Linked DNA regions of Homo sapiens: region 1 is linked to region 2. A link is an interaction called in ENCODE POLR2A ChIA-PET data of the cell type or tissue named here. Cell type or tissue: CD4-positive, alpha-beta T cell. All regions are shown on one strand. Each heading gives the region's core, and the rest is flanking DNA. Links, peaks and the distances in the headings are about the cores only.

Region 1 (2,913 bases), core at 301-2,800, 76 kb before region 2:
GCCACATGCCCGGCTAATTTTTTGTACTTTTAATAGAGATGGGGTTTCACCATGTTAGCCAGGCTGGTCTTGAACTCCTGACCTCAAATGATCTGCCTGCCTCAGCCTCCCAAAATGCTGGGGTTACAGGTGTGAGCCACCATGCCAGGCCTTTTTTTTTTTTTTTTTTAATATACATATTTAAAATTAAACATTTTGTTGTTGTTGTTGAGTCGTAGTCTTACTATATTGCCTAGGCTGGTCTCCAGCTCCTGGCCTCAAGCAATCCTCTCAGCTTGGCCTCCCAAAGTGTTGGGATTACAGGTGTGAGCCACCATGCCCAGCCAGGGATATGATTTCTTAGTCTCCCTAAAATATATAATGAGTGTTAGAGGTACAGAATTTGATATGAGGACAAATGAGGTGGAGAATTGACTGCAGTGAGGGAAAGCTGTACCCCTTCCCCACTGGGACTATAGGCTCACTGTGACCTCGAACTCTTGGCCTCAAGTGATCCTCCTGCCTCAGCCTCCCAAGTAGCTGGGACTACAGGCCTGTGCTACCACGTTCAGCAAATTTTAAAAATATTATGTAGAGACAGGATCTCATTCTGTTGCCTAGGCTGATCTCCAACTCCTGGCCTCAAGTGATCCTCCAGCCTCGGCCTTCCAGCGTGTTGGGATTACAGGCATAAGTCACTGTGCCCAGTGGCAGATGATTTGAATCATTGACTTCTTGATACATTGTGAGCTCATTAGTAATTTTTTCTTAATACATTTAAGGTAAAAAGAGATTGTGATAGAAGACCATTCTACTTCTGTACTTGAGGACCAGCGCCCTTTTTTCTGCCTTCCGTCCTTGGCACTCTCCCTCCACAACAAATATCCCATCGAGTTTTCTTGCTGTCAGACTCATCGTCTCCCTTTCTCTTCCTTACACAAATTCATGTCTGTTTCCCATCATTTAATAGCTTTGTTGCATGGTTTACATTTTATTTTTAAATTCTCCTCTGTCTAGCATCTAGCTTTTCTTTTGCAAGCACATACTCATTTTGTTCTGTCTTTTCATACTGTATCCTTGATGATTTCTCCCACCCAATCTGCCATCATTATTTTTCTCTTTGCCTTTAAACTTTAAAAACATTTCCCCATTGTTTTTGCTTTGTTTTGCTTCTCTCTCTCTCTCTCTCTCTCTTCCTCTCAGTGGTGGAGAAAGCACAGTGCATTTTCCCAAAGCTGGCTAACAGTACATTGCCAGCAGCACTGGCCAACCTTCCCATCTCTTTATTAGGGTCTCCCTAATTCTGTGAACACCAGTGTGTGGCAAAGTCCCTGCCTACACCCTCTAACTGGTTTCTGGAAGTTTGGGTGGGTTATCCCTGCCTGGAAACATGTTCAATCTCCTTCTCCCGCAAAGTTGAATGTGTCTCTGGGGGCAGTGCTCTTCTACAATCCCAACTCTGCAGGGCCTGTGGGCGATGACAGCACAAATGTTACCGGCAGGGCCAGTGGGCAGAGCAGGCAGGTTGATGAAGATGTGGGTGGGTGACGGAAGTGTACTTGTGTGTGTGTGGGAGTTGTTTTCCTGGGTGATTTTGAATAAGCCACTTCCCTGTGCTTTGGAATTCCTGGTGGTCAAAGGGTACTTTACTGAAAGTTTTCAGATTGGTGCAAAATAGGTTGCTCTAAGTTTGGTGAAGCCAATTCTAGATTTGTTTTTAAATTTCAGGTTGGTGACCTTTAAAGGGGCAGTGGAACAATGTTTCTGATCACTCTTTGGGAGTCTCCTGCCTTTCCCAAAAAATATAATATGCCTTTTTTCCCTGGCTGTCTTTGGGATTTCCTGTCTTCTATTTTCAGCAGTTTGAAAATGATATACCTAGGTGTGACATTTTTGATCAATCGTTTGTTTGTTTTTGTGTTTCGCTTGATGTTTCTGAGCTTCTTAGATCTGTGGTTTGGTATCTGTCATGAATTTTGGAAGAAATCTTGGCCATTCGTTCTCCCAATATTTCTTCTCAATCTCTCTTCTCCTTTTGGTATTTTGATTGCATGCATATTAGGCGATTTGATATTGTCTCACATGAAATATAAAAATATATATTTATTATAAGTAGAAGAATGAAAAATAAACACCATGTAAGCATTAACCACAAGAAAGCCTGAGCAGCTTATAATATTAATATCTGACAAAGTACACTTCAGAATAAGAAATATTATCAGGAATAGTAATGTTACATAATAAGAAAACGGTCAACTCTCCAAGAAGACATAACAAGTGTGTACATACCTAACATCAGTGCTTAAAAAAACATGAAGCAAAAACTGCTAGAACAGAAAAGAGAAAGACAAATTCACATTTACAGATGGAAATTCCAACATTCTTCTCTCAATGGTTGAAAGAAAGAGTAGACAGAAAATCACAAAAGACCAGGCCGGGTGCAGTGGCTCATGCCTGTAATCCCAGGACTTTGGGAGGCCGACCTGGGCAGATCACTTGAGATCAGGAGTTTGAGACCTGCCTAGGCCAGCATGGCAAAACCCCATCTCAAAATAGAAAAATTAGCTGGGCGTGGTGGTACACACCTATAATCCCAGCTACTTGGGAAGCTGAGGCAGGAGAATGGCTTGAACCTGGTAGGTGGAGGTTGTAGTGAGCCAAGATCGCGCCACTGCACTCTGGATAACATCAACCAACTTGACCTAATTGACATTTATACAATACTCTACTCAGCAACAGAATACATAATTTTTTATCTTCTACATAGACTTTTCAACAAGGTCAAACATATTTTGAACCATAAAGAAAATCTTAAAACACTTTAAAAACTGGAAATTTCACAAAGTATGTGCTTGGCGCATAATGGAATTAAGCTAGAAATCAGTAAGTAAGATATTTGGAAAATTCCCAAATATTTGGAAATTAAACAACACA
Region 2 (2,913 bases), core at 232-2,731:
AAAATATTTATTGAATACTTTTACGTTTGAGGCTCCGGGTGGAAGCATTTTGTGTGTATTTCTTATTTGATCCTTGATAGTTTGAGAGTGAGAGGAAAGAAGTGTAGAAAAACTGCAGGACTTAGGCATGAATGAACCAAGCCCACAGGAGGCAGCAGCCCTCCGCTCCTCAGCCATCGCCTTGTATTATTGTTCAGAATAGCAATTATGCTTCTCAAGTCAAAAAAGAGAAAACGATGTTCTGTCTGCTCTGTTTAATGAGTTAAGAAAGGTGTGGCATGTTCTAGAAAGGCTATCATCCTTGAAATGTTAAAAACAAAATAGTTAAAATGACTTAAAATGTTGGTAATTGTGTCATTCGGGATACAAATTCAGCTGCTGTAACAAGGGCTAAATAACAGTGACTTTAAAGAAGAAAGAAGCTAATTTCTTTCTCATGTTAAAGTGTGGGAAGGCTGGTATGATGGCTCCATGGGGTGGGGACCCAGGCTGTTCCTGTATTGTTGCTTGTCACCTAGGCTGGAGTGCAGTGGCACCCTCACAGCTCACTGTAGCCTTGACTTCCCAGGTCAAGCAATTGAGTTGTGGGGAATACAGATGCACGTCACCATGCCTGGCTACTTTTTTACTTTTTTTTTTTTTTTTTTGTACAGATGAAGTCTCACCGAGTTCCCCAGGCTGGTCTTGAATGCCTGAGCTCGAGAGATCCTCTCGCCTCAGCCTCCCAAAGCGCTGGGGTTACAGGCATGAGCCACCGGGCCCAGCCAGTTCTGCCATTGTTAACACACAGTTTCTACCTCCTGGTCTGACGTGGCTGCTCCAGGTCCCACTGTCCCACTGTTTTAGACAACAGAATGGGAACACAGAGCTAGCAGAGGGCACGCCTGTCTCCTTGAAGGGCTCAATTCTCGAAGTCACACATCCATTACAATTTGCATTCCTCAGGCCAGCAGTTAGTCACTCAGCCACCCGTAGCTACAAGGGAAGCTAGGAAACGCAGTGCTGGTTACCGAGTGATCAGCTAAAATTTAGGAAGTCCACTATTAAAGGGAGAAAGGAGAATGGATATTTGGGAACAGCTAGCAGCTTCTGTTGAGTACCTAAAGGACAGGCTTCTGTTAACTGGAAAATTCGCTTGCTGAAGTAATTTTCTAATTAATATGGGTAAATGCAATGTTTTGTAATCCTTCAGTACGTTGGATTGTTTTGTTCTCTCTTCCTTTTTCTTTTTCTGAAAAAATAGGTGTTCTTTGCCCTGTGTAACAAGAGAGTCAAGTTCACAAAAATCTCAAGCAAGAGAACTTAAGTAGAAACTTGAGTATTCAAACTTAAGTAGAAAGGGTTTTCGTTTGTTTGTCTCAACATTTGTTTAAAGCCTCTTTCTAAATGTGTTTTCATTAGAACTGTTGAATTGGCATCACGGGTTCTGTGGCAGTCCAGATGTTGTATTGCTTGGAGTTGTATTACAGACATTAAAGATAGCTTAATAGGCCGGGTGTGGTGGCTCAAGTCTGTAATCCCAGCACTTTGGGAGGCCGAGGTGGATGGATCACGAGGTCAGGAGATCGAGACCACCCTGGACAACATGGTGAAACCCCGTCTGTACTAAAAATACAAAAACTAGCTGGGCATGGTGGCGCGTGTCAGTAATCCCAGCTATTCATGTCAGGAGAGGCTGAGGCAGGAGAATTGCTTGAACCAGGGAGTCGGAGGTTGCAGTGAGCCGAGATCATGCCACTGCGCTCCAGCCTAGTGACAGGGCGAGATTCTGTCTCAAAAAAAAAAAAAAAAAAAATAGCTTAATAGTACAGATGGGAAGAGTGGCTACCTAATACCCTTCCTGTGTCTCTTTCCAGGGTCCCTCTCTTGCTGATGGTAGGTATGGATTGCTACCTGTGGTCTGTGGGGGAAATTATGACACAGTCACAAGGCAGGGGCCATTTCCTCGGGTTGAACATTGAGCAGCACCTAGGGTAGGGACTGTATCCCCTGAGTCTTCTGTTGCCTACCCCCCAGTGCCCATGCACCCAGGGCTGGAACAGGGGTCAGGGGTGAGGCTCAGAGGTGGATCTGAGGCAGTGGTAGGCTGGTAAATGTTTTACAGCTGGCATTCTGAGCATAGCTCTGACATGAATGTTAGTTGTTATTTTCACTCATGTTAAAGAGTAAAATGAGCGTAAACAATGAGGTCTTATGTCAGAGCTTTCCTTGTTTGTCAAGACTGAGAATGACTTCCTTGCTAAATTCGATAATAGTTTTGTTTTTTATCTGGACAGGGTTTTATTATACTATGTTGCCCAGGCTGGAGTGCAGTGGTTATTCAGGAGCGAGATCATAGCTCACTGCAGCCTTGAACCCTTTTTTTTTTTTTTTTTGAGACGGAGTCTCACATTATTGCCCAGGCTGGACTGTAGTGGCGCAATTTCGGCTCACTGCAACCTCCGCCTCCCAGGTTCAAGCAATTCTTCTGCCTCAGCCTCCTGAGTAGCTGGGATTACAGGTGTGCACCACCACGCCCGGCTAATTTTTGTATTTTTAGTAGAGACGGGATTTCACCATGTTGACCAGCCTGGTCTTGAACTCCTGACCTCAGGTGATCCGCCCACCTGGGCCTCCCAAAGTGCTAGGATTACAGGTGTGAGGACTGCACCCGGCCAACCTTGACCTCTTGGCCTCAAGCAGTCCTTCTGCCTCAGCCTCCCAAACAGCTGGGACTACAGGCATGTGCCACCATGCCTGGATTGGATAATAGTTTTTGAAGACAAAAAAGAATTTAAGTATTTTGTGCTATTCACATTGTAACAGCTATAGACATGACATGCTTTTAAGTTTAATCTGCATTTTTAGTATTTTCTCCATCATTTTTTAAAATCTATAAATCAACACAGCTCTAATTCACAGCATTTCCCAGAT

What was found. ChIA-PET counts read pairs that join two places held together with the same protein. Peaks named below come from ENCODE experiments on the same cell type or tissue, not always from the same donor. Only the 100,000 strongest peaks of a DNase experiment are listed, where the experiment ranks them.
Region 1: POLR2A ChIA-PET joins it to region 2 with 10 read pairs; 5 of 35 experiments call an interaction of 5 or more read pairs at or near these places.

Annotation. Positions count from the first base shown.
Region 1 is chr6:107,842,192-107,845,104 of GRCh38, reverse strand. It overlaps a transcript of SCML4 not described here. Among named protein-coding and RNA genes, the nearest start is that of SCML4, 19 kb to the right of the region's middle. In CD4-positive, alpha-beta T cell, for the core only: no CTCF peak of the experiment used is centred there; a DNase peak (open chromatin) is centred at 1,504.
Region 2 is chr6:107,765,832-107,768,744 of GRCh38, reverse strand. All of the region lies in intron 2 of SCML4 (Scm polycomb group protein like 4), which reads left to right. Among named protein-coding and RNA genes, the nearest start is that of SCML4, 57 kb to the left of the region's middle. In CD4-positive, alpha-beta T cell, for the core only: no CTCF peak of the experiment used is centred there; no DNase peak of the experiment used is centred there.